Linked DNA regions of Homo sapiens: all the other regions are linked to region 2. A link is a loop called in an ENCODE intact Hi-C map of the cell type or tissue named here. Cell type or tissue: heart left ventricle. All regions are shown on one strand. Each heading gives the region's core, and the rest is flanking DNA. Links, peaks and the distances in the headings are about the cores only. Region 1 has its middle 35 kb from the start of CTSH. Region 2 holds the start of LOC100129540 (a long non-coding RNA gene). Region 3 holds the start of TRK-CTT1-2 (tRNA-Lys (anticodon CTT) 1-2).

The links. Hi-C counts contacts between places; a loop is a spot of excess contacts. Peaks named below come from ENCODE experiments on the same cell type or tissue, not always from the same donor. Only the 100,000 strongest peaks of a DNase experiment are listed, where the experiment ranks them.
Region 1: a loop joins it to region 2, with 5 times the contacts of the local background. A loop is called at or near these places in 65 of 110 quality-filtered maps.
Region 3: a loop joins it to region 2, with 7 times the contacts of the local background. A loop is called at or near these places in 4 of 110 quality-filtered maps.

The regions. Positions count from the first base shown.
Region 1 is chr15:78,904,303-78,915,030 of GRCh38, reverse strand. No RefSeq gene overlaps it. Among named protein-coding and RNA genes, the nearest start is that of CTSH, 35 kb to the left of the region's middle. In heart left ventricle, for the core only: CTCF peaks have their summits at 5,071 (motif pointing left) and 7,245 (motif pointing left); no DNase peak of the experiment used is centred there.
Region 2 is chr15:78,973,334-78,984,061 of GRCh38, reverse strand. It overlaps RASGRF1 (Ras protein specific guanine nucleotide releasing factor 1), which reads left to right. Exons shown (of 27, transcript NM_001145648.3): 24 at 3,363-3,442; 25 at 10,642-10,728. LOC100129540 (a long non-coding RNA gene) reads right to left here and starts at 5,173. Exons shown (of 2, transcript NR_148998.1): 1 at 4,739-5,173. RefSeq lists enhancers at 6,801-6,890, 6,961-7,070, 7,141-7,290. In heart left ventricle, for the core only: a CTCF peak has its summit at 4,158 (motif pointing right); a DNase peak (open chromatin) is centred at 4,253.
Region 3 is chr15:78,854,209-78,864,936 of GRCh38, reverse strand. TRK-CTT1-2 (tRNA-Lys (anticodon CTT) 1-2) reads right to left here and starts at 4,375; the gene lies at 4,303-4,375. LOC124903535 (a long non-coding RNA gene) reads right to left here and starts at 4,074. Exons shown (of 2, transcript XR_007064727.1): 1 at 4,037-4,074; 2 at 717-2,263. It also overlaps the pseudogene RPL21P116. In heart left ventricle, for the core only: CTCF peaks have their summits at 4,413 and 4,612 (motif pointing left); DNase peaks (open chromatin) are centred at 4,306 and 4,692; H3K4me3 peaks cover 1,312 bases; H3K27ac peaks cover 471 bases.

The DNA.
Region 1 (10,728 bases), core at 2,992-7,991, 70 kb after region 2:
ATGGAGAAACCCCGTCTCTACTACAAATACAAAATTAGCCGGGCATGGTGGCGCATGCCTGTAGTCCCAGCTACTTGGGAGGCTGAGGCTGGAGAATCGCTTGAACCCGGGAGGTGGAGTTTGCGGTGAGTCGAGATCTCACCATTGCACTCCAGCTTAGGCAACAAGAGCAAAACTCCATCTCAAAAAAAAAAGAGAAAAAAAAGAAATGCCACAAATGTACATGCATGCAAAAATTAATAGCTTCCTTCTAGGTTGTCAAATTCTAGCTAAGATCACTGAAGAAGAATTTAGGCTGGGAGTAGCCTTGTTCTGGGTGTGTGGTGACCAACCAGCCCGATTTGCCTGGGACTGAGAGTACTTCTGGGACCTGGAACTTTTAGTGCTATTAAAACTGCAAAAAACCTCAGGAACATGGCCAGGCAGGGCTGGCTCCAAGGGCATATGACCAGTGAAGTCATACAGCACTGGGGTTTTAATGCTCTGCCGTCATCATCTTAACATGCATAATTATTTTCTCTTTGAACATGTGTTTTTGTAAGTGAGTCCAAGGGGACAACTGGAGCACATGCCAGGGGGCGTGGAGCCTTGGCTGACACGTGTTACCACCTCCCACCACCTTCCTGCCTCTCTTGGCCAGTTTCTGAGCCACTCACTTCTCTAACACATGGCAGAAGCCTGAATGAGAGATCGGGAGGATTTGGAGCCAGGCACGCACGCTTCATAGCAGCTCAGGATGGGGCATGGTGGTGGCTACCCCTGACCCAGGCTGGCAGCTCTATGGCACGCCAGGTTCAGTGGGAGTGAACCTCTCACCCGCCCGATCGAGATATAAAACACGTTCCAGCACAGAGGCTGCAATCCCTGTGGGCCACCTGTCTGCATGAGTAGGAACAGCAGGTCCATGGAAGGGGGAGACTGACTTCCTGCCCCGGCTAGGTCCAGGTATTTGTTTGGAGGCTGATGGGCCATGTGTACATGGAGTTGCACAGCAGGACCCCAGATGCCTATGACAGCCTGTACCTGCCAGGCAATTCTCCCTATGTCCAAGGGAGTACAATATTAAATAACACATGGAAAACACTATGAGAGGTCAAGAGAGAGGCCACAGGAGAAAAGAAAATATGTTGTATTTTCTCATACCTTTAATGGCACTGGTTTCCTGCTTTGTTTTTTGTTTTTTTGAGACAGAGTCTTGCTCTGTTGCCCAAGCTGCAGTGCAGTAGCGTGATCTCAGCTCACTGCAACCTCCACCTTCCAGGTTCAAGTGATTCTTATGCCTCAGCCTCCCCAGTAGCGGGGATTACAGACGCACACCATCATGCCTGGCTAATTTCTGTATTTTTAGTAGAGACGGAGTTTTGCCACATTGGCCAGGCTGGTCTTCAACACCCACCTCAGCCTCCCAAAGTGCTGGGATTACAGGCATGAGCCACTGTGCCCAGCCTGGTTTCCTGCTTTTTGAACAAGGGGCCCCGCATTTTCACTTTGATGCAGCCAGCTGTACCAACAGAAAGTGGTCACCCTATTTGGGTCCACCTGCCTTGTGCTCTGGTGTACATAAAGCCTTCATCTGCTCTTGGGGTCACTAGCCCTGCTCTTGGTGGCCACCTGTGCCAGACCCCTCATCCAGAACATGTGCTAGGTGGAGGCCCAGAAACTGATTCAGGAATCCTCACTGGCTTCCAGAGCAGAAGGCATTCACAGCTCCAGCAGGAGCCATGCCATCATTCGTGGGAATTAATCATCACCCGAACACAAAGAAGGTACAAAATGGTGGTGGCCTCTGGTTGCCTGGGTTCAAATTCCAGCTCAGCCATTCACTTTATCACCATGAGCAAAAATCAATAAAAACCTACTCCAGTGTCCTTGCTGTATTATGCTGGACTATGCTATTTCACATTTATTACTTCCAGCCCTTACAATGACCTATAAGGTAGGATTTATTAATATCCTCATTTTACAGGTGGGAGAATGATTCACTTTCCCAAGGCCCTACAACTAACGCAAGAGAGCTGGGATTCAAACCCAGGTCTAACTCCTAAAATCTTTACTGCTCTTCCTCCTTACTTCCCAACTCCTGCTGTGAGCCTCAAAAATGGAGGTGAGACTAACACCTTCCTCACAGGATTACAGCATCTACTTGACATAATGGGTGTATGACCTGAAATTTTAAGGTCAAAGTATTTTTTAGAGATGTAGCATTGTTCTAAGGCTTCCAAATAAACAGATCATTACGTTTCCCACGGTAGAGTGACATTAGGATAAAACCCCAGCTCACAAGCACCACTACAATGAACCAGGAAGACCCCACCGTCAGCAATAAACCAGTCTCCATTACATGTAATTACACAAAAAACCAAGAGGCCAAATTCAAGTCATTCGTTATGAAATGCTTTTTTCTTTACAAAGTAAACATGCATATTGACTCTTATGGGTACACATATATTCTTCATTACAGAAACTCACTGAACTAATGAATGAAATCAGCAATCTTACTCTTAACTTCCTGTTACAACACAACTCCTGAGGTTTTTCCCCTAGCAACATCAAGAAATGCCAAGCTCATCTCAAAAGTTAAGCTGAATGGAAGGTTTACCTGGTTCCCACCAGCAGTCACTTAATTCAGTTACGGGTTTTGAACTCAGGATGAAATATAAACTTTTTTAAACAGACAATCATTATACATGTTTATGGGGTACAATGTGATGTTTCGATATATGTACGCATTGCAGAAAGATTAATCAAACTTACATATCCAACACCTCACCTACTTACCCTTTTTTGTGGTGAAAATGTTTAAAATCTAGTCTTCTGGCTATTTTGAAATGTATGGTCACCATACTGTGCAACAGATCTCTAAAATGTCTGAAACCAACATCTTTGACCAATATCTCCCTTTCCCTATATCTCCCCCTCCGACCTCTGCTAATCAACATTCTACTCTCTGCTTCTATGAGTTCAACTTTTTAAAATTCCACGTATAAGTGAAGATCATGCGGTACTTGTTTTCTGTGTCTGGCTTATTTCACTTAGCATAAAATCCTTCAGGTTCATCCCTGTTATCACAATGGCAGGATTTCCTTTTTAAAGGTTGTATAGCATTCCACTGTGTATATATACATTTTCTTTAGTAATTGTTCCTAGCATCCAAACAGCACTCAGAGTTTAGGTAAACACAAGAGTTTCAGCATGAGGCTGTATTAGCCTGGACTGACTTGGAGAGCGGGGCCAAAGGCAACTTGCATGAAGGACCACAGGGCCTCCTGGGAAACAGCAACCATGGGGGACAGAGGAGGAAGCATCCCACCAGCTGGTTAAGAATACTGAATCAGGGCTGCAGCCCTTGTGGTGACCCCGCCCAAGGGCACTCCTGGCCTGCCAAGCCCAAAGCCCCTGCGCCAGAAACCTAAGGAGAAGATGGTAAAACTGACAGAGTAGGCCAGGTACGGTGACTCACGCCTGTAATCCCAGCACTTTGCGAGGCCGAGGTGGGCAGATCACAAGGTCAGGAGTTCAAGACCAGCCTGAACAACATGGTGAAACCCCATCTCTACAAAAATACAAAAATTAGCCAGGCATGATGACGGGTACCAGTAATCCCAGCTACTCAGGAGGCTGAGACGAGAGAATTGCTTGAACCAGGGAGGCGGAGGTTGCAGTGAGCTGAGATTGCACCACTGCACTCCAGCCTGGGTGACAGAGTGAGACTCCGTCTCAAAAAAGAAAACTGACAGAGCAATTTCCCCTATGCTCCTGAGGGACTCTGAGAGCCTACAGAGATGCTGGTCTTTTGACTTCTATCAAAGGGCAAGAGAGAAGCCCTTCCTTCTTGCGAGTGAAGCAGGTTAATCAGCTCAGCTCAAACACTGGTGTTTTCTTGGTTTAACAGACACTTTTTATTGGCCAGGCACTGCACTAAGAAATATACAGCACACTAACTCCCCACAGCAACCCTGTGAGGTAGATACTATCATGATCCCCACTTTCACATGAGGAAGCCGAGGCACAGATTGGTTAAGCAACTTGCCCCAAACCACAAAATTGCTTAGTGGCAGAATCAGGGTTTATACCCGAGCCCTCCAGCTCCAGAGTATCTGTTCTCAGCCTCCCTCTCTGCTGCCTCTCCAAAGAGGATGCAGAGTCCTTAGGATTCTTAAAAAGTCTGAAAGTGATTCAAAATGACTATGCTGTGAGGAGACCTGGCCCTGCCCGCCAGGCCCAGGGTGGTAACTGAGCTCCATCTACGTAACTCCATCTACGGCACTGCCCCATCTAAGGCCTGGTGGGTTCCCTCCTCCTGTCCACCTTGGTAAACAAGTCCTTTATCAAGCTCCCCTCACAGTACCCAGTAGACTGTGTTCTTTCTCAGGGAGCCTAGCCGATACAAGGGAGTAGCTGAAAGGTAATATTATGGGATGCTTTTTAAAAAATAGTTCTTGGCATATTTTTAAAACATTTTAAGGGAATTATGCAAATGTAGAGTGATAGAGTAAGTCTAGGCTAGAGACAGAGAACAGATTTTCATTATTATGGGAAAAATCATGTGACCAACTTCCCGTGGTTATGTGAATGTAAAGTCAGTGTGTGTTGTTCTAGGGGAATGCTATACACAAGATCTCCGGTTTGCTGTTTGTAGTTCAGCAAAGACGATCTCTCTCGGGATTCCAGGGTGCAAGGTGGACCAATTTGCACAGGAACCCAGAGATGAAATTGGGGACAGCCATTCGGGTGGTCTGGGATGCGCTGAAGCAGGCTCACGGCAGGAAAAGATCTTAAGGGGACTCCCTCAGAAGGGAGGGGAGGAGAGGAGGCTGGCCCCAGTTCAGGATCTAAAATTTCACAGAGGCCAGGTTCGCACAGTGGGTAGGCTGAGTGAAGCTGCTGCAGGATTGGAAACTCTGGTGGGTGTCCTACTGTGAGGGATGATGGCTGAACATGAGGTGGCCAAGAGAGGAGCAGCTTTAGGGCACTGGAGTAGGATGCCACCTCGGCCCTGTGAAGGTGGGCGGAATGGGCTGAGCCCATGGATTGTGGGGAAACCCTTACAACAGCGACACCTTATGGCCACTATGGTAACATAATGCGCACATCTAATTTTCTGGTCTCCCAGTATGGCTTCAGAAAGACTGGAATTCTTGGATAATGAAGAGAAGGGTGATCAAGGGGGAAGGATGAGATTCTCTGCCTATGGAAGTAAAGGCTTGCACAATCCTCTGGAAAAGTAAAAGTGCAAGAATGTGTCCCAAGTGGACACAGGTTGTACCAGGAACCTCCAGGGTCCCAGATCAGTCCACCCAGAGTGAGTCCTTGTGTCTCCGGCTCTGGGGTCAGAAAGGGCAGGTTGACTTAGTTCCTGAAGGAAACCATGTAGCCCTCACATATGTCACAAGCATAGAGGAAACGTGCTACCTTTATTGCTCAGGTTCACCAGGGAGCTTTGCAATGCTGAGACCATTCCTAGGCCCAGGACAATCTGCCATTAGCTCTGCCCATGGTAACTTTATGCCACAGAGCACCAGGTCAAGGACATACCAAACTTCCCTCTTCACACACAAACACACAAACACGCACACACTCAGAGGTTTGTCTAAACTTAATCACCCCTAGACACACCACCAGCAACCACCCAAACCCCTCCCCAGGACTGGAAGCATATCCCAGGCTCAGCTGCCCTTCTCTCTCTCCCCCAAGGCTGCATCACAAACGCACATGCTTCTGTTCTTCTGAAACCAACCATTCATCTCACATTTCTTCTTCCTCATTTTCAATTCTGATTTTCTTAATTGTTTCCAATATTCTAAATGTCAAGAAATAAATAAGTGTAAAGACTACTGCATGGTGGCTTGCACCTGTAGTGCCAGCTACTCAGGAGGCTGAGGCAGGAGAATGGTGTGAACCCAGGAGGCAGAGCTTGCAGTGAGCCGAGATTGCACCACTGCACTCCAGCCTGGGCGACAGAGTGAGACTCTGTCCCAAAAAAAAAAAAAAAAAAAAACCAGTACTTTCAACCACAGCCCTTAACTAGCCTGGCAGCTTCCATTTCTTATCTCTTTGAACCCTCACTATTGGAGTCCTGAGATACCATGTAATTTTGGAGTCCTGAGATACCAGCCTGAGGCTGGCAAGTCACAGTATGAGATGTGCAAACCATGCAGAGAAGCCCTCAGTGGTTGAGATGCTGTGTCGAGGAAAGAGGGGCCAAGGAACACAGAGGTACGAGATACATGAGTGAAGAAGCCATCTTGGAAGCAGATCCTCCACAATTTCAGCCACGGCAGCTAACGCCAAATGGATCAAAGATGAACTGCCCAACCAAGCCTATCCTGAATTCATGATTCAGAAAGGTATGAGCAAAACAAAATGGTTGTTTTAAGCTATAAAGTTCTGGGACAGTTTGTTAGCGCAGCAAAAGACAGCCAGAAATCAAATCTCATGTAAAGCTTTTCAAAAAAATCAAAACAATATAACCACAATTGTGTTTTAAAATAAAATGGTAATCCCAGCACTTTGGGAGGCGAAGGCAGGCGGATCACTTGAGGTCAGGAGTTCAAGACCAGCCTGGCCAACATGGTGAAACCCCGTCTCTACTAAAAATACAAAAAAATTAGCTGGGTTATGGTGGCACACACCTGTAATCCCCGCTACTCGGGAGGCTGAGGCAAGAGAATTGCTTGAACATGAGAGGTGGAGGTTGTGGTGAGCCAAGACTGCACTGCACTCCAGCTTGGACAAAAAAGCGAGACTCCGTCTCAAAAAAAAATTTTTTTTTAAATTAAAACAAATAAATAAAATGGTGCTTCTGCCTGGTCCTTTGGAAAAGCCTGCCCCAGTAAAACAAGATTTGGCCATTTGCCTTTTTGTAATCCTTCCTCCATCTGGAAGAAATATAGAAATGTGATAACTATAACAAGGAGATACTGCTACCTCTCAGCTTGGGCAATTCCGAAACCCCCAAGAGGTGATTTATATGTGTTACAAGGAGCAAAGGAGGAGAATGAAGGCAAAACTGTTCTGGGTGCTGGAACCTCTGAGGCCACTTCTGAGCATCCCCCCTCTACCCCCAAAATAGAGACTGGACCCAACAGCTGCTGTCAGGCAGCTAACAGAACAGCAAGCCACCAGGAAGGAGGAAGACCCTTCCCCCGCACCACCCCCCACCCCCGGCCCCCGACCCTTGCCTTCCAGTGTCCCTCTAATGCCCTCTACTGGCAGAACCTAACAAGAAGCCAGCTGACAAATAATTTAGGGTCCCAGCCACAGGATCACAGAGCAGGATTTAGAGCTGAGATCCAGTAACTTCATAACCAACTCAGTCCTCCCCTTAGGATGCTAGGCATCCATATACACCCTTCCACACATATTTTAATCACCACATAACACCACCACTTCATGCTGTGGCCTAGTAAGATACAATATCCTTCATACAAAGGTAGACACTCTCATCCTCTTCACCAGTGTCAACAGTCTGTATCCCTCCCTGTGCAATGTTAATTACTTTTCTAATTCAAATGTAATCCCATCTGATTATTCTATAACATGAAAAAAGGCACAAAGCTGTTATAGTCCTTGTCTTCATCTTGTCTTCATAACTGGTCGTTAAGACCCTATGTAGTTGATATTTCTTCCTCTTCCTGCCTGTTCCATGTTTCCTTTGCTCTCAGCCAGCACCTCAGCTGTTTTTGGTTTTGGTCTTGTTTTGTCACCAGATAGGGTGACTTCAAAACTCATTCCTAAAAGAATGTGAAACCTCAGTGGTCTTGTGTTTTTTAACTTATGTACTTTTCTATTAAACTTTACCTAGGAACACAGAAGTACTAAGACATATCCCAGAGAATCCTCTGGGTTCCAGACATGGTCCTTTCTCTCCTCATTGTATATAGCAGCACCCAAATTTCTTCTTGGTAATCAGAGCCGATCATCTCAGCCAGTACAGTACTTCTCTTCTTTGCCTGTTGGCTCGGTGGTATGAGATGACCAAAATAGCTATCTAACTTCCAATCCAACTGACCCATCATGTTGCCTGGATGACAGAATTTCTCCTTGGGAACCAAAACCTCTATACCAACTGAACGCAAAGTTACAGGAATGGGAAGCACACATTCTGTAATTGGTTTGTGATAGTGAGAAGCCACTCCTATTAATTTCCAAACCTGTGCATTCCATGAGAGATCACCATCTATGGGCCATATTCACAGCATATACTGCATCCTTTAATTAAGAACCTCAACTTTTCAGGTCTCCCAACTGGCACCACAACTGACTCCTCAATAGCTCATTCCATTTTCTCAGGCTGATAGTGTATGCCAGAAGCAATGTTACACGGAATACCATGAATAAAGGTTTCTGGGTTCACGGATGATTGTGTTAGCAAAAGCATTAGACAGGGAAAGTATTAATATTATATTAATAAATCCAGATATCCAGAATGCATGTCTATTCCAGTGAGGAAAAACTGGCATCCCTTTGATGATGGAAGGGGTCCAACGTAATTAACCTGTCACCAAGTGGCTGGCTTGTAACCTCAGGAAATACACCATATCAGGGAATGGCAGATTTGGCAATCGCAATGGCAAGTAGCCAAGTGTTCAGGTCACCCACTACTACATAGCAAACCACTCCAAAACTTAGTAGCTTGGAACATTATTTATCTGACTCACAAGTCTGCCATTAGGGTAGGAGCTGGAGGGGACAGCTCATCTCTGTCCCATTCTGCATCAGCTGGGAGGGCTCAAAGACTGGGAGCTATAATCATCAGAAGGCTCACTCACGTCTGGCAATGAGACCCTAGCTGGGGACGTGGTTAAAACACCTACAATTCTTCTTACACGAGATGACACATGGAAGCCTTGTCTACCATGAATGCCCTTTGGTGAACTTTCATACAAGACACTAATATCTTCACTCTGGATCTAAAGAGGCCCATCTACATAACTCCTCCTCAGAAATCCTTGCATCAGTCTTCCATATTGTGTAAGGCAGGTCAATATTTGAAAAATTTGCGTGACTCAGTAAATATTTTCCAAATGACCAATGCAAAATCTTACAAAACCATGTATGAGCAAAATATCCATGCAAATACTAAATGATTCTAATCTAACAATTCTAATGTAACAATTTTTTTAAATTGTGATATGCTTTCACAGTCCACCTTGCAATGAACATTTAAGAAACAAACTGTAATCCCAGCACTCTGGGAAGCCGAGGCGGGCGGATCACGAGGTCAGGAGATCGAGACCATCCTGGTTAACTAAAAATACAAAAAAATTAGCTGGGCATGATGGCACGTGCCTGTAGTCTCCGCTACTTGGGAGGCTGAGGCAGGAGCATTGCTTAAACCCGGCAAGTGGAGGTTGCAGTGAGCCAAGACTGCACCACTGCATTCCAGCTTGGGTGACAGCGAGACTCCATCTCAAAAAACAAAATAACTTTTTCTCCAGTTTGGGTTTGCTGGTAAATTTTCTAACACATTTTTCGAGTTTTGTCTGAAAATGTTTTCTTGAAGGGTTTTTACTGAGTTTAGAATTTTAAATTGCAGTTTTGTTTCAGCTTTCTAAACATACTCCATTGCCTCCTGGCTTCCATTATTTGCATTGTCAAGTCTTTTTAATTGGGATGCCTTTAAAATTGCCTTTAGGTTTTAATTATATACGCTTTTTTTTTTTTTTTTTTTTTTTAAAGACGTCTTGGCTCTGTTATGCAGGCTGAAGTGCAGCCTTGAACTCCTGGGCTCAAGCAATCCTCCCACCTCTGCCTCCCAAAGTGCTAGGATTACACTAATTAAGCTGCAGTGCCTAGTCTTAATATCTTTAACTGGTTATTTTTGTCATGCTTAAAGTTAACACTTTATTAACAGTTCTGCAAAGTCATCAATCTCGATTATTGCCCCATTCGCTCCTGCAATAATTATATTTTCAGTTAGGTTTACCAATGCATTGTCTATCCTTAATGTCTCTGTCCCTCAATATGCGTATTTGTTTCCTGACCTATCTTCCCACTGTTAAACCTATTGAGTTCCTATTTTAGCTACTGTGTTTTGCATGTGGAATTCTGATATGCTTTTTAAAGTTTGCTGTTTAAGTTATCTCATCTCTCTAAATATAGTAAGCATACTTTTTTAAATGTCTTAAAATGTCAGTATCTGACTTTCCTTACTTAAGGAATGATGTAGAGCACTTTGTTGTTTTTGAGACAGGGTCTTACTCTGTTGCCCAGGTTGGAGTGCAGTGGTGCAATTTCAGCTCACTGCAACCTCCACCTCCTGAGCTCAAGTGATTCTCCCACCTCAGCCTCCAGAGTAGCTGGGGCCACAGGTGTGAGCCACCGTGCCCAGTTCATTTTTGTGTTTTTTTGTAAATGAGGTTTTGCCATGTTGCCCAGGCTGATCGTCAACTCCTAGGCTCAAGTGATCTTCCTGCCTCAGCCTCCCAAAGTGCTAAGATCATAGGCGTGAAACATTATACCCCACCAGCACTTACTTCTTAAAGTAAACTGGATCTACAACAGCCTATATCCTGTCTCTGTTTCTCAGATGAGTTTCTTGATGTTTTCTCCAAGTACTTCTATTTCTTTTTTGAGACAAGGTCTCTCTGTTGCTCGGGCTGGAGTGCAGTGAGGCAATCAGCTCACTGCAGCCTTCCTGGGCTCAAGCAATCCCCCCACATCAGCCTCCCAAGTAGTTGGGACTACAGGCACACACCACCACACCTGACTTCATGTAGTTTTGTC
Region 2 (10,728 bases), core at 2,249-7,248:
ATGATTCCACCCACCAAGCAGACGACATGTCCATAATCCTCCCTACTTAGCAGCCAAACTCATCTGGGACATCTCTGCTACCCTTCCCTCACCTTCTGGTCACTCCAGCCCCTGATGACAGCAGGACTACAGAACATGCAGGGACACCCCATTACAACCCAGTGGGATTGGGCCTCTTGCTTCTTGGCACACAGAGATGCCAGGCTTAGGGCCAAGGACCGTGAAAGATGCTACTCTTGTTTGTGGGCTCCAGGAAAGAGCAGAGCTCAGGAGCACAGGAGCTCAGAGCTGCAGGCACATCTAGCCAAACATGGTACATGCTGTCATGAACTCGTGGAGGCAAGTGTTGAGCAAGGCTCTGCAAAACCTCCAAGTCACCCAACCTCGTTTGGCTTGTCAAGGTTCAGGCAGGGCCCTTGCCACAGTCTGGGGGCCCATTCCAAGTAAATCTCTCTCTCCTTCTCCCCTGTTCTTGGGAATGACATCATCTTTTCCAGAGGCCCTGCAGACCAGGCTTCAGTTTCCCACCCCACTTAGGCTTCCTGGAACCCACACTCCTTGCATTTCTTGGTCTTGCTCTCCTGCATTGCCCTCCTCATGGAGTTGGGAGGGAATGAGTTTGGCCATCCTGAAATCTTCTGTTCTCTACAGAGAGTGCAAATCAAGGACAGTCAGTGGTCAGGGCATGTGATTCAGCCTGTGTTCTAGGATGTCATTCTGGACCTAGGGTCAGCTGGCCTGGTCCAAAAATCAAAAATACCTTTGGCACCACATGAGATCTCCACCCTCTATGCAGTCTGGACCCAGCTGTCTTCTGCAGCCCCCAGCCGTGTAAGAGTTGTGTGTCTGCACAGCACCTGGCCCCAGGAGCTTCTGGAAGTTCCTGGCCATGGCCTGCTCGGCATCTGCCAGAGGCAGTTCATTCTCTCTCTACAGGCGTCCCATGGACACTGGAGACCCTCTAAAATGGCCACGTTTCTTAGATGGCCTGAACTGTAACCTCAGCAGCCAGTTTTTACTGCTCACTTAAATGTGCTCACCATAGCAGAAAAGCATTATGTCCAAGTCTGGTTCAGCCCCTGGCAAGCGTCAGGCAGTTGGATTTCATTTGGGACTTTTCATTTCCCCTTTCTTCTTTTAACCCCTCTCCCCATCCTCTTTGGGGAAAAAAAAAACCCAAGAGACGATCTGATGATGATACTCTTCCATACGACAGTACAATGACTAACGTGGATTTGTGTGTCGCCTCTCCTGGGGATCGCTGTACTTTAGTGGAGACAAAAGCCTCGCCTTGGCTAACAATCGATTTTGGCCTCTCTGGGAGGGAACATTCTTGTCCAGCCAGAAGTCCTCTGCTTGGTGAACAGGAAGTGATGGAATTTAGGAGACCACAAAATCATCTTTCTTCCTGACACTGACTCCAAGGGTCCTTGCTTGGTTCCTGCTTTCAATCCCATATTCCAAGGGCCCCCCATTTCTGCCTGCTGGTGTCCACACTCTAACAGAGACACCCAAGATCCCAGAGGCTTGGTATCCCATGGAGCATCACAGGATAGAAGCTCCTGGCCCAGCTAGAAGATGCTTGAACTGCTTCAACTTGGAACATACTTTTTAAGCAGCAGCTGAGAAAATTCTGTGGCTTCCCAGGCCATAGAGCTCCTTCCTGGAGACAGCATGACAACCCAAAGAGGAGCATCCATACACAGCAAGCACGGGGATGTGGAGGAAGTTAAAAACGTGCCCAGCCCAGAGCCACAAATTGGTTCCAGAATATCTTCTGCACATTTTCACAGCCTCAGAGTACGGTGACACTTCATCTAGAACTGCATGGCCACTGGGACCTCCTGATCAAGCTTCTGTGTCTTCCACAATTCTAGAGTATCTGAGCTAGTATTGCCTTAGGGAACACCTGGACTTACCCTCCCATTTTCCAGATGGGGACACTGAGGCCCATAAAGGCAAGAGGAGTGGTGATTTGCCAGTCGGCATGCCAGGGATAGGTGACAGAGGCTGGGGAGGCCCTAGGTTTCCTGACTCAGCCCCCGCCTCTGACCTCAAGCCGTATCAGGTCATTCCTCTGCAGGTGGATGGAGAAGAAAAGGAAGGAGGGTGCTGCTCTGGAAAGGGGCAAGTGCAGGAGGGAAGCTGAGACTCTGGAACGGAGGTGGGCCAGGGCATCCAGCCTTTGCCAGTCATCGGACAGCAGACATCTCAAGTGAAAGCAGAATCATCTGCCTTGACTCCGTGTGGTGTGTGCTATTCTGCTGCATGTCTCTTTCACCAGATCCAGAATACAGCTGTGCTCTGAACAGGATTAGTCCACACCAGGTGGCGAGGCTTTTTCTACTTGTTGATAAGGCATGGAACTGAATGGTACGCTCAGCCCTTCTTTCCCCTTGAAGAGCACACACAGATCTCTTCCTGTCAGAATGGAGACTTAGATTGTCCTTCTCAGTAGACAAATTTCTCAGCAGAAATCTGACCCCAAGATTGGGCGTGTGCTTGGCCTCCGGGGCCTGTGTCCCCTCCAGGCTGACTAGGGCTCTGGTGGCGTGACGTACCGCTGTGCTCCCGCGGTTTCTCAGCCACATTCTGAATCTTGAGGAACAGAGCTGCAAAGGAAGTCTCTAACCTATCTCACCATTTTATCAATGAGGGAGCTGAGGACCCCTGAGGGAAAGGGCCTTCCCTCGGGCTACACAGGGAAAGGTGCACAAAGCCAGGCTTGACCCGGGGTGCTCCATGGGTCAGACAAACTCCAGCCACCGAAACTCTGCTCCAGCCTGATGTGTGCGCTGGGCCTGGCGAGGTCGCTTGGCAAAGCCCTTTGCTGTGGAGCTTCCTCTTCTCCAGCCAGGCCTTTTCTTTTCTGATGATCAGTTCGTCTCCCATCTTTTTTCTTGATCCTTAAATTTGGGTGGCATTTCTGGTGTGAAAAGGGGAACGTGTGAAATGACGGTCACATCCTTTGGGTCTAGTTCATGAGAAAGATCAGGAAAATGAAAAATCTGCCATTTCCTGCTCTGAGCGCAGGCTCCTGGGAGTCACCCACTAAGTCCTTCTAAACTGCCCAGGTCTCGGGATCCTGCAGCATTTCCAAGGGCCAAATCCACACTCAGGTCCCTCACACCCACTTCCTTGCTTCTGAGAGATGTGGGAGCACAGGCACACTCAACAAGGACCCGTGCCCAACTCCTGAGGAGTTCAGGGGCAAGGTGCCCAAACACAGGAGGCCCCCAGATCCCAAGGGAAGGCAATTCTGGAGCCCTGTTGGGCAGCATGTTGGAGTGTGGGCCTGATCCCCGGGCCTCGGGGATCACAGCGTGTGCTGTGTGTTAGTAAATGCTTCTGCTTCCTTCTAGACTAAAGCTTTGATTGATAAGCTCCAAAAGCTTGTGTCATCTGAGGGCAGATTTAAGAATCTCAGAGAAGCTCTGAAAAAGTAAGTGTGTGTCGTTTTGTCGCTGTTATTTTTAAAATCATAGACCTGCATTGCAGAGGCATTCACGTGCCGCCCCCAGCCAGAGCAGGAGGTCTTTCTGTCTGTCTGTTCGTCTGTCTACCCACAAGACCCCTAGATTTCCTGGACCCCAATGGTGGAGTCCTCCATGGTCTGCCAGAGAAACTCCAGAGTTTGCTAGCATTTCCTGAGAGAAGCACAGGAATACTGCTGGGATCCCTGAAAGCATAGTAGCTGTGATGATAATAGTAGTGGTGCCAGATTTCTCGATTCTAAAATGCACGTTTTCTTTTCACATTTTAATAATTCTGACATCAGGAGACGTCTTAACGTCAGTTTTGTTTATTTAACACAATTGTGTTTCCTTTTTCACTCCAGAATTCATCATCAAAATGTTTGCATTTTATAAACAATGGCATCCGGGAATTAAAAAAATACAGTTTTACAATAATCATACTTAAAGTTTGTAAAGCACTTGCCTAGACATTGTGCGCTTAACGCCATCAACATTGCCCACACGGCGGGGTCCTCAGCCTCAGCACCCTTGCTGTTTTGACCAGGATGATCCTTTGTTGAGGGGGACTGTCCTGTGCATTGTAGAATCTTTAGCAGCATCTCTGGCCTCTACCTGTGAGATGCTAATGGCACCCCTCCAAGTTGTGACGACCAAAACTGTCTCCAGACATTGCCAAATGTCCACTAGGGGGCAAAATCCTCCCCACTTGACAACCATCAGGATAAGGCTGCTTCCCGCATCCTGTTCTTCCAGACAAAGAAACTGAAGAGCTAGTGTCTGGTCCAAGGCCACGTGGACGGTCCAAGGCCACATGGCCGTGGCCTAGCACCAGGACTGGCCCAGGCTGGCCTCCAGAGCTTGTCAAGGTTTGCCCTGGGCTCCAGACGAGCTCTCCCAGGGAAGCAGTGATTCAGCCCATCTGCACACACTGTGGCCACACACTCACATGAAGTGGGGGGTTTGCTTCTGTCACTCTCATTAGGTGCTTACTCAGGCTTCTGCACTAGTCTCAACCCTCCTTTCCTTGAGTGAGTGTTCCTTCCTCTCCTCGCCTGACTGGCTACTCGCCAGACCTTGGAGAGACCCTGGGAGATCCCTGGGGTCCCGGTTCCCTATATAGCTCAGGAAGCCTCTCCCCGCTTCCTGGTGTTCCCATGATCACGGCTGACGCAGGGAACACCAGAGTTTACTACCCCCAGACCCTGAGGATGGGGCCAGCCAAAACCTCCAGCCCTTGACAGTGGCTTTGACAGACTGCTCACCCCTCTGCCAGCCTCGTCTGCCTCCTCTTTGCGTTTTCTTCCTGCCGCATTTGGTCTGTCCTTTGCCAGCTCTGTGTGCCATCGCCTTGACCATCTCCACTTTGTTTGTGTCCTCAGACAGATGTTGCACCCATCTGTGCTGTCCAGCCGTCTCTCTTCTGCCTGGGCTCCCGAGAGCCCCTGTGGACTGTGCTTGTGGGGAGCTGCCCCCTCCGTGCATTCACCAACTTGTCCGTCCGTCCGCCCCCGGGGCACCACTCCATCCACCTCCTCACATGGCTGGCTTCCTCGTCTGCCGCCGCCACCACCGCTGCCTCCACTGCCTCTGGGGCCCCCCATTCTGTCTGAGTCCCCACCCTGACCGTCTTCCCTCTTTCAGGTGGCCTGTGGGCCCGTGTAAGTGTCTCTCCCACATTCCCCTGCTCCCTGCAGCACAGGGCAGAGGTGGCCTGCGGGCCTCTGGAAGCTAAGAGCTTTATGCAAACCAGGTTCTGGACTTGCAGAGACATAGGCAGGGCACACAGAGGAGGGAGGGACTGGGGAAACCTGGGGCAAATGCTTCCCGCACCCCCTCTCCTGAGGCTCTAAGGTTTTCACAAAGAGCGGTGTTGCATGAATACTGAGCGTCTGTTTCACTAGGCAGGGGACGGGGGCAAGAGTAGCGAGGTGGCAGTCCATGGGCATAGCCAATGACCTCCCCAGAGAAGGAGTCCTGCTATGGGCCTCACCATGTTGGTCTGCAGCCCATTCATACGTCCCAGGCATCTTTTTTTAGCTTTTCATTAAGATATCCAATTCGGGCTAGGCACAGTGGCTCATGCCTATAATCCCAGCACTTTAGGAGGCCGAGGTGGGCAGATCACTTGAGGTCAGGAGCTAGAAACCAACCTTGCCAACATGGCAAAACCCTGTCTCTACTGAAAATACAAAAATTAGCCAGGCGTGGTGGCACATGCCTATAATCCCAGCTACTTGGGAGGCTGAAGCACGAGAATCGCTTGAGCCCAGGAGGCAGAAGTTGCAGCGAGCTGAGATCGTGCCACTGCACTCCAGTCTAGGTGACAGAACAAGACTGTCTCAAAAAAAAAAAAAAAAAAAAAAAACAAAAGAAAAGAAAAAGAAAAAGAAGAAAAAATATCCAATTTCTGCCAGCATCCAGGCTGGAGAATGGCCTTATTGCATTTCCCAGCCGAGACTTCACCACCAAACACCCCACTAGCCACTCTCTTAAATGTCCCTTGCCCCACCTGCAACAGCCCTAACTATGTGTGCCCCTTCAGTCCCTGCCAGATGCCCTGAGAGTGGCCTCATCTCCCCTTCTCATTCCCCAAGCCTACATACTGGCAAAGTCCTATGCCTGTTCCCTCCTCCCAACCTCCCAGCAATCGGAACCTTCCCCCAGCTCCAGGCAACAAGAATTTGGTTGAAAACTGAATTTAGTAGCAAAATGTGGTCACCAGCATTTTTGGGGCCGATTCCAGTTTTGACTACCCTGTCTAATCTCAACCGAGCACACACTTGCATATCTGCACCTTTTGTGTTTAATTTGAATAGGAAGCCCTTGATTTAGAGGAACACGGGGGACAGGCTGTTATTGTAGGCTGCTGCAGTGAAAGCCTTTCCCCTTTGTTCCCCTGAATTAAGGATGGGAACAGCCATGGAGGAGCGTGTCAGCTAGCTGACTGCCAGGCCATCCCCTATACCCTTTAATCAGGGTGAGAATCAATTTATCTACATGGATGTCATGAGCCCAAAGGCTGAGCTCTAGAGTCTCAGGGGTTCCAGCAAAGCCAAGTATCTATCTCTATCTTTATTCTCTGCCTGTGACCACAGAGCAGCCTAGCAACCCAGTGGTAAAATGGGACTTTCCACCCCCACCCCATCGCAGTTTTGTTTTTCAAAGACTACTTACCTGATCACCCTGTACCTCGTGCCAGAACCTTGGACCCTGGCCCCAGGGGATTCAGCCCACACAGCCCAGCCTCAAGGGCCCTCATGCCCTCCCTGAATGCCCTTCCCCAGGCCTCAAGATGGGAGAGAGGAGATCCCCAACCACAGCCGGCAGAAACTTGTAAGAGAGAATAGCCCATCCCACAGCCAGGGCAGTACAGGGAAGAGAGAAGTTGGAGAGAAAGAGGAAGGGGAGGTGGACTCATTGCTTGTCTCGGGTTGGTTTCCTGGAGTTTGGTGTAGAGCATGGGCAGCTGCCTCTTGCCAGCAGCAGCTGGTCCCCCATAATCTCCCTTATTCCATTTAACATCATCAGGAGCGTCTTGGTGGAAAGAAACATCCAGTTTGGGGGCTCCAAACAACCACAGGCAAGGCCAGGTGTCACCAGCATGGGAGTGCGACAGCGAGGCCTTGCCCAGAAACCAGAAGCAGCTTTCAGGCTAGGGGTGGGACACTTTCCTCTCTGCTCCCTAAAATGCTAGCTGCAGGCCCGTGAGGGCTCTGCCAGAAGAGGAAGCCACCCCCGTATCAGCTCTGCTTGATAGGCCCTGCCAAGGGCAAGACTGGACCTCACCCGAGAGAGGCCAAAAGGCCAATATGGAAGGTTCAGGACTTGCCTGTTGTTGGGTGTCTTGCCTGCAGGAAGCCCCAACATGCTTCCCTTTTCATTCAGAGGCTCGGTGTGGCTCAGTCCCTATGCCGTGTGTCCCTGTGGGGCCCTCCAGCAGTCCTCTGTCCCAATCTGGCAACTCCATACATTTGCCCACATGGCTCTGGATTTCGGATGGGTGTGTGTGTGTGTGTGTGTGTGTGTTTGATTGAGTGTTCTCTTGTCCCCTCCTTCATGGCCCCTCACTATAGAGCAAGCTTGTCCAACCCGTGGCCTAAGGGCCGCATATGGCCCAGGATGGTTTTAAATGCAGCCCAACACAAATTGGTAAACTTTCTTAAAACATTAAGAGATTTTTTTGTGATTTTTTTCCAGCTTATTAGCTATCGTTAGTGTGTTAGTGTATTTTACGTGTGGCCCAAGACAATTCTTCTTCCAATGCGGCCAGGGAAGCGAAAAGATTGGCCACCCCTGCCATAGAGGTAGTAAATAGGGACAGAGGTTAGTACTGGGGCTGGGCGTGCTACTTGCAAGTGATTCGATTGCAAATCCACCACCTTCCCACAGCTGAACCATGACTCCCCATAAATACCAGGGGAAGTCGACCCTCAGTGATCAGAGGACCTCTGATCCTTTTCACTGATCTGGGTGGTCAGAAACCCCCAAAAGCCTTGAGAAACACTCTGAGTCCTTTGGTCATTTGCAGTCAGCTTGCAGTCACCAGGCCTCCCGTTCTCCCTTCCATCCTTAGAGCACTCCACGGCTACCTGGCTACTGTCACACATGCAGGGTGAAGGGGGAGAGCACCTCTCAGAACCCACCGGTCAGCACTGCCACAGCCTTACGACTCCAGAGTTACTTCTCAGATCTTTGGATTATTTCTCCATCAGACTCATAAGCCTGGGCTTCAGACTTGGAGTATGATAGAAAGGAAATGAAGAGCTGGCCGGGCACAGTGGCTCACACCTGTAATCTGAGCACTTTGGGAAGCTGAGGCGAGCAGATCACTTGAGCTTAGGAGTTCTAGACCAGCCTGGGCAACATGGCAAAAATACAAAATTTCTGTCCCTACCAAAAATACAAAAATTCGCTGGGTATGGTGGTGCATGCATGTAGTCCAGCTACTTAGGAGGCTGAGGCAGGAGGACCATTGGAGCCTGAGAAGTCAAGGCTGCAGTGAGCTGTGATTGTGCCACTGCACTCCAGTCTAGGTAACAGAGTGAGACCCTGCCTCAAAAAAAAAAAAAAGAAAAAGAAAGGAAGGAAATGAAGACCTGTGCATGTAATAATCATGGACTGGAAGGGATGGAAGGATGCAAAGCAGCCCCTCCAGTGGCTGGATGCTCCTTACTCTTTTCTTTTTTTTTTTAATCACAAAGCACAGTAAATATATATATTTGAAACTACAAGCCTGTATACAAATGCATATATGCATCACAGGAACAAAAATTCCACAAAACAATATATACCTTTATTTCATTTGATGAAGTCAGATATTTTCTTTTTCACTTGTTATTTTTATTTGTTTTCAATTAAATAGAGATGGGGTCTCACTATGTTGCTCAGGCTGGTCTTGAACCGTTGGACTCAAGTGATCCTCCCACCTCAACCTCTCAAATCCCACTGCCTGGGATTACAGGAGTGAGCCACCACTCGGCCCTTTTTCACTTTTTAAAAATTCTGGTCTACACCTTCTAAATTGATTTCAACACCCATGAAAGGGTCAGCCCTACATTTGGAAAAACACTTCTGTCTGCTGTGTCCCTAACGCCAGGCCTCTGCCTCCTTCACGACTTTGCCATACTGTGCCAACTGTATTTGTGTTTACCTAACAGCCTCTTTAAATTAATTCACTTTTTCCCAAAAAGAAATAAGAAGGAAATTTTGTATCATGGCAAATGGAAAACCAGCTTACTTGCTGTAAATACAAGAATGCCATTTAAAAATATATGGTAAAAACAAAATAATGTTTTTGAATTCTGGCCAAATACTGATGTTTGCCAACACTCTGATTCTGACACCTGTTGCTATTTGTCTAAAAAGAGAAAATGTGAAAGGAGGAGAATGGCAAGTATCAAAAGTGTCAAAGTCACACTATCACCAAATGAGGCGCTCTCCCTGAGCAGAAGGGAAAAAAGTAAAAATCCAATGTTTCTTACCACGTGAATTCATGTTATTTAATATCGTGCCTGTAAATCAGCTGTGAGACCACCTAAAACTGTCTTAGCTGCTATCATTGCTTTATACATGAGGAGCCTGAGGACCAGAGAGGGAAAGACCTGGCCTAGGGTCACACAGCAGGCAGGTGAGGGACAGGGGCCAGGTTTCTGCTCTTGCTCTATCATCCTCCCGGCCTCACCTTCCTCCAGGCTAGCAGGGTTGCCAGGTGGCCACAAAGAGACAAAGGTAAGATGGGCTGGGAATAAGGGTCACTGCACTGTGCTCGATGATGCCACCGCATCTGTGTGCTGAGCTGAGAGGAGGCGGCAGAGCACTGGGGAGGAGGCCCCAGAAGGAGCTAAAGGGAGCCCTGCCGGCACATAACGACCGCCGGGCTCCATCACAGGCTCCATCAACCCTTACCCAGCACCGAGCCAAGGGCACCAGAACACGCTGGGAAGGAACAGTAACAGGAGGCCCTGCTTTGGACCAAAAATCAGAGAGGCATGGCCCATCACTCCGGGGGCCCAGCTCCCAAAGATGCAGTCCCCCATGAGTCACCAACCATGGAAACTATCACCCAACCCCCTGCCCCAAAGCCACTTTCAGGAAAGTGATCTCAGAGAGCAAGGGTTTCCTGCCCTGGCACCCAAGCCCAGTGCTTAGGTGGGTGGGAGATGCCAGTGGAGACAGGAGAGGTCTCAGGGAGCAGAGACAAGGGTGTCAGATAGGGTGACTGGCAGGAGTTGGGGGGCTGGGGCTGCAGAGCCCTCCAGGAGGTGATTCGGGGGAGGATCCGGATGGGAGAGTCTCAGGGAGAGATAGGAAAGGTGAGTCCAGAGGGGCTGGTGACAGAGCCCAGGGACTGACTGGGACAGAAGGCAGAGAGGTAGGGGAGGACCTTCTGGCTCAGGGAGGAAAGAGACAATCTGAGATGCCCCAGTGGGTGTAAGAGGCCCCAGTCAGCACCATGTTGCCCCCACCACCCCAGAGGACTGGCCCTGAGACCCAGCCGACAGTCCTGGGCGTGTAGAATAGTCAGTTCTAGAGTGTAGTGTGATTCTTGGTGACTGCAAGTCCCTTTGCCTCTAGCAAAGCAAAAGGTGCATGCGGGATGTTCTGTTCTTGGTAGACGTTACTTTTTTAAAATGAAAAACTTGTGTTAATGCCGTTTGCTTCCAAGTTGTGACCCACCCTGTGTCCCTTACCTGGGGATGTACCTCACCGACCTGGCCTTCATCGAGGAGGGGACGCCCAATTACACGGAAGA
Region 3 (10,728 bases), core at 2,395-7,394, 120 kb after region 2:
CGGTGAGCCAAGATCGCGCCATTGCACTGCAGCCTGGGCAACAACAGCAAAACTCCGTCTCAAAAAAAAAAAAAACCTATTTTTTAATGATCCTGTTTTTTATTTCATGCATTTAAGACATTCTGAGAAAAGAATTCATTGGCTTCACCAGACTGTCAGTGGGGCTGGAGGGGAAGCCTTTGGCTCAAATACAGTCTGCCCCCACACACATAGCCTTTATTAGTAGTGGTATTAGTCTTTGTTTAGTATTAGTATTTGCTTTCTGAAGAGCCCAGGCCTTTGTTGAATGTCTGACATTCTGGGTTCACCTGATTATTTACTCACGGTGTTACTTGTTATTTACATTTCCTATAAATGTAAAGTTAGGTCTAAAGACTTGATTAGATCTAAGTTGAGTGTTTTGACAAGATTATTTTAAAGGTGATGCTGTGCAGTTCTCATTGCATTACATCAGCAGGCACATGATATCTGGTTGTCCCACTGTTAGTGATGCTAAGTGTGATCACTGAGCTACAGAGGTTAAGACACTTTTGTTTTTGCAGAATCTAATGATATTTAAATTTATGGAAAAATGTAAACATATACAATAGCAGAGGTGATAGTGTAATGAACTCTGTTGTATGGGTCACTCAGCTTCTACAGTTATTAACATGTGGCCAATCTTGTTTCATTGGTATCTCTTCATTCCTCTCCCCCGAAAAATGCATATACACAGATTCCAGAGATCATGTCTTTTTTATTCATAAACAATTTAGTATGTATCTCTAAATGACGTTGTTGCATTTAATTGCAAATAACTCCTTATCTTCAAGTACCCAGTCTGTGTTCAGATTCCCTGATTGTCTCATACATGTTTCTTTATGACTGGTTCAAATCAAGATGGAAACAAAGTCCACACATTTCATTCCATTAAGGTATCTCTGTCTCTTTTTTTGCCATTTACTTGTTGAAGAAACTGGACTGCATTAAATTAGCACACTGTCTTAAAGTGTTCATTTATAGATTAATTGAACATAACATCTTCAAATATGAGTTCCATGGGAGAATAAAATGTATTTGACGTTGTATATCTTTGCATTTTTTAGTACAAATAGTAATAAGTCACTACTCAACATAATGAATCATCAGCCAAAATAAGAAAAAATATCCATTAAGATTAAGCTTGTTCCTTTCAGCCGGAACCGCCATCTTCCAGTAATTCGCCAAAATGACGAACACAAAGGGAAAGAGGAGAGGCACCCAATATATGTTCTCTAGGCCTTTTAGAAAACATGGAGTTGTTGCTTTGGCCACGTATATGCAAATCTATAAGAAAGGTGATATTGTAGACATCAAGGGAATGGGTACTGTTCAAAAAGGAATGCCCCACAAGTGTTACCATGGCAAAACTGGAAGAGTCTATAATGTCCCCCAGCATGCTGTTGGCATTGTTGTAAACACACAAGTTAAGGGCAAGATTCTTGCCAAGAGAATTAATGTGCGTATTGAGCACATTAAGCACTCTAAAAGCTGAGATAGTTTCCTGAAACACATGAAGGAAAATGATCAGAAAAAGAAGGAAGCCAAATAGAAAGGTACCTGGGTTCAACAGAAGCACCAGCCTGCTCCACCCAGAGAAGCACACTTTGTGAGAACCAATGCGAAGGAGCCTGAGCTGCTGGAACCTATTCCCTATGAATTCATGGCATAACAGGTGTTAATAAATAAATAAAAGACCTCTGGGCTGTAAAAAAAAAAAAAAAAAAAGATTAAGCTTGTTAAAATGCTACTTCTGAAGGCTCAGTGATCCTAATTTCCTCACTTGACCTTAATTTAGGACTGCATCAAAAAAAACTATTGTTTCTCATAGACTTTTTGGGAATGAAGATGATGACAATTACTTAATATAAGGTATAATAAAATAATAAATAATAAAATTTAAAATCAAAATTACCTCCCAACTGGAATACTGATTGTATTAGTTTCCCAGGACTGCCAAACATAAATTTATTATTTTACAGTTCTAGAGGCTAGACATCCCATATAAAGGTGTTGGTAGGTTTGGTTCCTTCTGTGGACTGTGAGGAAGAATCTGTGCCATTCCTCTCCCCTAGCTTCTGGTGGTTTGCTGGCAATCTTTGGCGTTCCTTAGCTTGCAGGAGCATTTGGTGTTCCTTAGCTTGTAGAAGCATTACCCCAGTTTCTGCCTTCGTCTGCACATGGCTTTCTCCCAGGTTTCCAGATGTTGGTGTCTGGGTTTGTGTGTCTTTTTCCAAATTTCCCCCTTTTTAATAAAGATACCAGTTAAAATGGATTAGGAGGCCACCTTACTCTAGTATGACCTCATCTTAACTAATTACATCTGCAACAGAGCTTTTTCCAAATAAGATCTCATTCTGAGGCTCTGAGGGTTAGGACTTTAACATATGAATTTTTGGGGGACAAAAGTAACCCCGCTCTTCTATTTTAAATTAATGTATAACATTTTCATTGACCTTTCATCAATTTACCAATTTGCTTTTTTTCCCACCTGGTTTACTTCTCTGGAAAAAATCCGGGCCGGGCACAGTGGCTTATGCCTGTAATTCCAGCACTTTGGAAGGCCAAGGCAGGCAGATCACAAGGTCAGGAGTTCGAGGTCATCCTGGCCAACATGGTGAAACTCCGTCTACACTAAAATACAAAAAGCTAGCCGGGTGTGGTGGTGCGGGCCTGTAGTCCCAGCTACACAGGAGGCTGAGGCAGGGGAATCGCTTGAACCCGGGAGGCAGAGGTTGCAGTGAGCCAAGATCGCACCACTGCACTCCAGCCTGGCAACAGAACGAGACTCTGTCTCAGCAAAAAAATAAATAAATAAATAAATAAATTTACCTCACCTCACATCACGTAGAGATTAATTATGCATCTGTAATAATGGGGGTGTCTGGGTATCTTCATTTCTGATGCTGAAATTTTTTAATATCTTTCTAACAAGGTCTGAAATTGTATTTCGAATTGATGAGCTAACATATAGTAATTGTGGAGAACATTTGAGAATTGCTGGGAATGACTAAAAATATTTAGGACGAGGAAAAAACTTGCAGCTGTCAACATATAATAGTTTTGCTCAAAGAAAGTGAGCTTCTGGCCAGGCGTGGTGGCTCACACCTGTAATCCCAGCACTTTGAGAGGCCAAGACAGGTGGATGACAAGGTTAGGAGTTCAAGACCAGCCTGACAAACATGGTGAAACCCCATCTCTACTAAAATACAAAAATTAGCTGGGTGTGGTGATGTGCGCCTGTAGTCCCAGCTGCTCAGGAGGTTGAGGCAGGAGAATCGCTTGAACCCGGGAGGTGGAGGTTGCAGTGAGCCAAGACTGAGCCACTGCACTCCAACCTGGGTGACAAAGCGAGACTCTGTTTCAAAAAAAGAAAAAAAAAAAAAGAAAAGAAAAAAGGGTATCTACATAGAAGCACTCAGAAAAAAAAAAAAGGATAAAAAAGTTCTAAGACCCTGTTCACAATAACCACCATATTCGTTCATCACTAAAGCAATCTTAATAGTGGTTTAAAAATATACAGAATTGTTCTCCAAACTAATCTTCAATATCACATAATATTAAGTAAAAAATAAACATTTCAAACGTTTTAACAGATTACTTCAGCAATATTATGAACTCTACAATTTCATGAATTTTAATGTCTTCTTATCCCCTAACCTTTGGCGTTCGGCTGCCCTTTAAACAGGCCACTCAGCAACAAATACTTTTATAGGGCAGATAGCCTTTAAGTGTGTAATTTACAAGATGAAATTTACTGGTTTCATTGTTCTTTTTTTTTTTTTTTTTTTTTTGAGACGGAGTCCTGCCCTGTCGCCCATGTTGGAGTGCAATGGCCGGATCTCAGCTCACTGCAACCTCCACCTCCTGGGTTCAAGCGATTCTCCTGCCACAGCCTCCGATTCTCCTGCCTCAGCCTCCCGAGCAGCTGAGACTACAGGCACGCGCCACCACGCCCAACTAATTTTTGTATTTTTAGTAGAGACGGGGTGGGGGACAGGGGGTGGGGTGGTCTCACCATATTGGCCAGGCTGGTCTCAAACTCCTGATCTCGTGATCCACCCTCCTCGGCCTCCCAAAGTGTTGGGATTACAGGTGTGAGCCACCGTGCCAGGCCCATTGTTCCTTTTTTAAAATAGTATTGGTAGTTTTGTATGTATTGAATTATTTGAAAATAAGACCATCCGGGCTGAAGTCTGTTATTACCGTTGATGACAACTGAAACTGGTGGAATTACTACCGTTGATGAGACCTGAAGTTGGTCAAACGAAAGCAAAACAAACCCGCCCAACGTGGGGCTCGAACCCACGACCCTGGGATTAAGAGTCCCATGCTCTACCGACTGAGCTAGCCGGGCAGTTAGAGAAAAGTGTTGTTCCTAGATCTTTTCAAAGGAATAAGATTGTTTTGATTTGTTCTAAGAATTACATTTCGTATTAAATGATTTTTCTATTTTATATATATATATATATATATATTTTTTTTTTTTGGTAAAGTTTTTCATGACTTTTAAAACTTGTGTTTCATGTCTGATTCTGTGCGCACAAACTTCTGTTGTTTAATAAAAATGTATAAACAGCCCTCTAGTGGTCAGCACCTTTCCGTTTCCTTAAAGGTAAGGCGGGCCAAGGAAGGCGATGCCGACTCCAGCCCGGAGAATAGGAGTGAGTGTAGGGGTGCTTCCAGTTCATCCTAAAGATTCCCGCCGGCAGAGCGCCCACCCCTTGAAGCGCGGGGACCAGAGAGGTTCTCAGCACCCTCGTGGCCCACTGCAAAAGATGGCTGCGGAGAAATGTCCTGCACACTCTCTGGAAACAATTGGAACTGAAAGCCCAGCTGCAGAGCTGGCTGGCCTCTCGGCATCGTGTGACTTAGAGATTTTCGGAATTCTTTTCTTTGGCATGACGGTGGTTCAACTAAGACATACCATGGTGTTTACACGAGAGATTAGAAAGCTAAAGCAGTCTCAGCGAGTAATTGAAAATACCGTAGAGTTTGCTCACACTCAAAACTAAAAAGTGAAAAAATTTATTCCATAGACTGATAGAACCTCAGTGTGGGAAGGGACCATTATTCCAAGCCTCTCCCTACTAAAAAAAAAAATAATAAATAAAGATTTATTCTGTTTTCCAGAATAAGTGATTTCACAGTAGCCAAACAGTCCCAGTTAATGAGGGAAACTACTTTGTAAGAAAAAAACAAAGGCCGGGCGCGGTGGCTCACGCCTATAATCCCAGCATTTTGGGAGACCGAGACGGGCAGATCACGAGGTTAATAGATCGAGACCATCCTGGCCAACATGGTGCAAACCACGTCTCTACTAAAAGTACAATCGGGCGTGGTGGCGCATGCCTGTAACCCCAGCTACTTGGGAGGCTGAGGCAGGAGAATCGCTTGAACGTGGGAGGCCGAGGTTGTAGTGAGCCGAGATCGTGCCATTGCACTCCAGCCTGGCAAGGGTGTAATCCTGTCTCAAAAAAAAAAAAAGCAGGATTAGAAAAGCATACTTTGGCAAATTCATTTATTATTATTATTATTGACATAGAGTCTTGCTCTGTTGCTCAGGCTGAGTGCAATGGGGCGATATCAGCTCACTGCAACCCCCACCTCCAGGTTCAAATGATCACTCCTGTCTCAGCCTCCTGAGTAGCTGAGATTACAGGCGTGCACCACCACGCCTGGCTAATTTTTGTATTTTTAGTAGAAATGTAGTTTCGCCATGTTAGCCAGACTGGCCTCAAACTCCTGACCTCAGGTGATCCACCCGCCTCGGCCTCCCAAAGTGCTGGGATTACAGGAGTAAGCCACCGCATCCAGCAGTGGCAAATCCTTTTAAACAAGGGTTGTCAATTATGGTTAAACCATTACGTTAATTTTATATGTTAATAGTTGGTAGAGAACTGGATATTTACAGGGTCGAAGTAACACCACACAGGTTACTAGATGCAAGGAGGACAATCTCACTGAATGATGGCGGGTTCAGGTTGTTATTACCTTAATCCAGAAATTAATCTGAGTTTTGCTAGTGCTTTACTAATCTTCAACAAGATAGATAGTGTATCTTTAGCAGTGATACAACACAAAATCAATGATAATTATTTATTCTAGTCAAAAAATGTTTTTGATTAATTAGTATCTAAAGGTCCATAGGCCTTTTGATATTAATTCCAGTTTACAGGAAATATAAAGGATAGAGGAACAAGATGAATGACACCATAAGGAGCCAATAACACAAAGTCAGAGGGTGGGAAATTCTCCAGGACAACTAACCTTCAAGAAGTATTATATATTTTTTAATGACTTTTGCTAGTTTTTTTTTTTTTTTTGAGACCGAGTTTTGCTCTTGTGGCCCAGGCTAGAGTGCAGTGGCGCACTCTCGGCTCACTGCAATCTCTGCCTCCCGGGTTCAAGTGATTCTGTTGCCTCAGCCTCAGCCTCCCGAGTAGCTGGGATTACAGGTGCGTGCCACCACACCCAACTAATTTTTGTATTTTTAATGGAGACAGGGTTTCACCATGTTGGCCATGGTCTCGAACTCCTGACCTCAGGTGATCCACCCGCCTCGGCCTCCAAAAGAACCAGGATTACATGTGTGAGCCACAGTGCCTGGTCAACTTTTGCTAGATTAAAAGAGACAAAAGGGCCATAATAGTCAGATGCAATAGGTGATCCTAGATTGGATATGTTCTGGAAAAACTAGTTATAAAGAGATTTTGGAGTCAACTGGAGAAACTTGCATATAGTTTGAATATTGGATGAGATGAAAATTTACTGTAATGGAAAGTGGAGATGTTTGGCTGCAAAAAGCAAGTTATAGAATAAATGTAATCACTCATTTTGGTAAAAAGAATGCCATTTACTAAGATATTAATATTATTATTTGGGTAGTGGGAATCTGAACGTTTTACTTTTTTAATTTTTTGCTTGTCTTTATTTTCAAATTTTCTAAAATGCATATGTATACTTCTGTAATATTAAAAGGGTTATTTTTTAAAAGTACATGAGAAAGAAGAAAGAAAGGAAAGCAAAGATAAAACTTTAAAATGTGGCCAACAATTAGACTTACAGAAATGAGATCTGGGCCAGGCAAGGTGGCTCACCTGTGATCCTACTACTTTGGGAGGCCAAGGTAAGAGGATCACTTGAGCCTACTAGTTCTAGACCAGCCCTAACAACAAAGCAAGACCCCCCACGCCCAGCATGGTGACACACACCTGTAGTCCCAGCTACTTGAGAGGCTGAGGTGGGAGAATCGCTTGGGCCTCCCATCTCAGCCTCTCTTGGGAGGTCAAGACTGCAGTGAGCCTTGGTCACGTCATTGTACTCCAGTGTACTTCAGTGGGTGACAGTAAGAAACCTTGTCTCAAAAAAAAAAAAAAAGAGAGACTCAGAAGTTCTGGATACTTCTTTTGTATAAGTGGACTACAAATCTCATCCGAAGCTTTCTAGCAGTCATGGTGGAAAAGGAAAGCTGATCAGTTACACAATTCATAGGGTCCTCACAATGAAGCCATTTAAACCAAATCAACTCCTTGGTTACTCAGATCAAAAAGCAAGAGGAGTATATAGATCCTGTTATTCAGAAATAAATGCTGCTAAACCTAAGATATCTGGATCCTTGTTCCTTTTGTATGTGTGTGTCTGCGTTTCTTTCTTTTTCTTTTCCTTTTTTTTTTTTTTTTTTTAGACAGAGTCTTACTCTGCTGCCCAGGCTGGAGTGCAGTGGTGTGATCTTGGCTCACTGCAATCTCTGCCTCTTGGGTTCAAGCAATTCTCCTGTCTCAGCCTCCCAAGTAGCTGGGAGCCCAGCTAATTTTTGTATGTTTTTAGTAGAGACGGGATTTCACCATATTGGCCAGTCTGATCTCGAACTCCTGACCTTGTAATCCGCCCGCCTCGGCCTCCCAAAGTGCTGGGATTACAGGCATGAGCCACCACGCCCAGCCTCTTTTTTTTTTTTAATTGTGGCAAAATATACATAACATAAAATTTACCATCTTAACCATTTTTAAGTGCACAGTTCAATGGCGTTAGGTACATTCACATTATTATGTGACCATCACCACTATCTATCACCAGAACTGTTTCATCACCCCAAACTGAAACTGCATGCTTAGCAAACTGTAACTTCACATTGCCCTCTCCCCCCATCAGCTCCTGCAACAACCACTTTTTTTCTTTTTTTTTTTTTTTTTTTTTGAGACAGAGTCTCGCTCTGTCACCCAGGCTGGAGTGCAATGGTGCAATCTCGGCTCACTACAACCTCCACCTCTCGGGTACAAGCAATTCTCCTGCCTCAGCCTCCTAAGTAGCTGGGATTACAGGTGCGCACCACCACGCCTGGCTATTTTTTTTTTTTTTTTTGAGATGGGAGTCTCGCTCTTTCACCCAGGCTGGAGTGCAGTGGTGCGATCTTGACCCACTGCAAGCTCCACCTCCCAAGTTCACGCCATTCTCCTGCCTCAGCCTCCCGAGTAGGTGGGACTACAGGCGCCTGCCACCACGCCCAGCTAATTTTTGTATTTTTAGTAGAGACGGGGTTTCACTGTGTTAGCCAGGATGGTCTCGATCTCCTGACCTCATGATCCGCCCGCCTCGGCCTCCCAAAGTGCTGGGATTACAGGCGTGAGCCACTGTGCCAGGCCGACGCCCGGCTAATTTTTGTATGTAACCACCATTCTACTGTCTCGATGAATTTGACTATTCTAGGTACTCATATGGGTGGACTCATACAATTTTTGTCTTTTTGTGTCAGGCTTATTTTATTTCACATAATGTCTTCAAGGTCCATCCATATGGTAGCATGTATCAGAATTTCATCTCTTTTGAATGATGAATAACATTCCCTTATATGTATATATCAGGGAATTTTTGTTTACCCATTCATCAGTTGATGAACATTTGGGTTGCTTCCACCTTTTGCCTATTGTGACTAATGTTGTTATGAACATTGGTATGGAAATATCTGTTTGAGCTCGTGCTTTCAATTCTTTTGGGTATATACTCAGAAGTGGAATTGTTGAATCATGTAATTCTATTTTTAATTTTTTGAGAGTTCCTCTGGAATTTTTTTTTTTTTTCTGAGATGGAGTCTTGCTCTGCCACCCAGGCTGGAGTACGGTGGCGCAATCTTGGCTCACTGCAACCTCCGCCTCCCAGGTTCAAGCAATTCTCCTGCCTCAGCCTCCTGAGTAGCTGGGATTACAGACACTCACCACCATGCCCGTCTTTTTTTTTTTTTTTTTTTTTTTTTTTTAGTAGAGTTGGGGTTTCACCATGTTGGCCAGGCTGGTCTCAAACTCCTGACCTCAAGTGATCCGCCCGCCTCAGCCTTCCAAAGTGCTGGGATTACAGGTGTGAGCCACCGCGCCCGGCCCCTTTGGAATTTTAACCTTTATGAAAGTCACTTCCATAATGCAGGCCTCTGTTTCTTCATCTACAAATAAAAAGGCGGGGTGAGAGGCAGAGGGAGGACTAAGTCAAGGGAGGGCTTTAGGAGATCTCTAAAGAGCCTCCCAGCCTTACAACTCATGAATTGATGATCATTCAGAACCCTGGACAAAAGTGCTGGTCCCCTCTTTAGAGTCTCTGTGAGTAAGTACAAGAAGAAAGGCTCTTCTTCCCAAGAGGCACAACTTGATTTTTACTTGATGCTGGTCCTGGAGGGGCCTGGGGCTGGAGAACGGAGGATGGGTGGCCAAGGTTGCACAGGCTGGTGGCACTACAGGGCCCCTCCACTACTCCCCATCTCATCCCAGTATTTCTTTCCCCACCCCCTCACTTACTCAGTTTGCCTCTATGTGTCAGAGAGAAGGGGGTGAAGCCAAGGTCTAGGCCAGCATGAAACAAAACACTTGAAATTTCAGTAAGGAAATTTCATTAGGAGGAACTGTACCATCTTCCAGTGTCACCATGGAGACGGCTGAGATGAGACTCAAAAACCCTTGAACTCCAGTCTCCTTCCATTCTCCCCCATATATCAGCTGCAGCTAAACCAGACTCCTCAGTGATTTGTGGAGACCTCTGCAGCCAGCACAATCATTCTGATATTTCCCTAAACCTCTGCAAAATTACCCACTGCTTCAGGATGAAGTCCAAAGTCCAAACTCCTTAACAAGGCCTACCACATCTTGCATGGTCTAGCTTCAGCTTACCTCTCAGGCCTAATTGATTGGCAACCCATATGGGATGTTCCAGCCACGTGGAGCTGCTGGAAAGGGCAAAGCCAGGCACTTTTTTTTTTTTTGAGACAGAGTCATGCTGCGTCGTCCAGGATGGAGTGCAATGTCACGATCTTGGCTCACTGCAACAACCTCTGCCTCCCAGCTTCACGCAATTCTCCTGTCTCAGCCTCCCAAGTAGCTGGGATTACCGGCCTGCGCCACCACGCCCGACTAATTTTTTTGTATTTTTAGTAGAGATGGGGTTTCACCATATTGGCCAGGCTGGTCTGGAACTCCTGACCTTGTGATCCGCCCGCCTTGGCCTCCGAAAGTGCTGGGATTACAGGCGTGAGACACCGCACCCAGCCTTTTTTTTTTTTTTTTTTTTAACTAATTAAAAAAATTTGGACAGGCGCGGTGGCTCACGCCTGTAATCCCAGCACTTTGGGAGGCCAAGGCGGGCGGATCACGAGGCCAAGAGATCAAGACCATCCTGGCCAACATGGTGAAACCCGTCTCTACTAAAAATACATAATTAGCTGGGCAT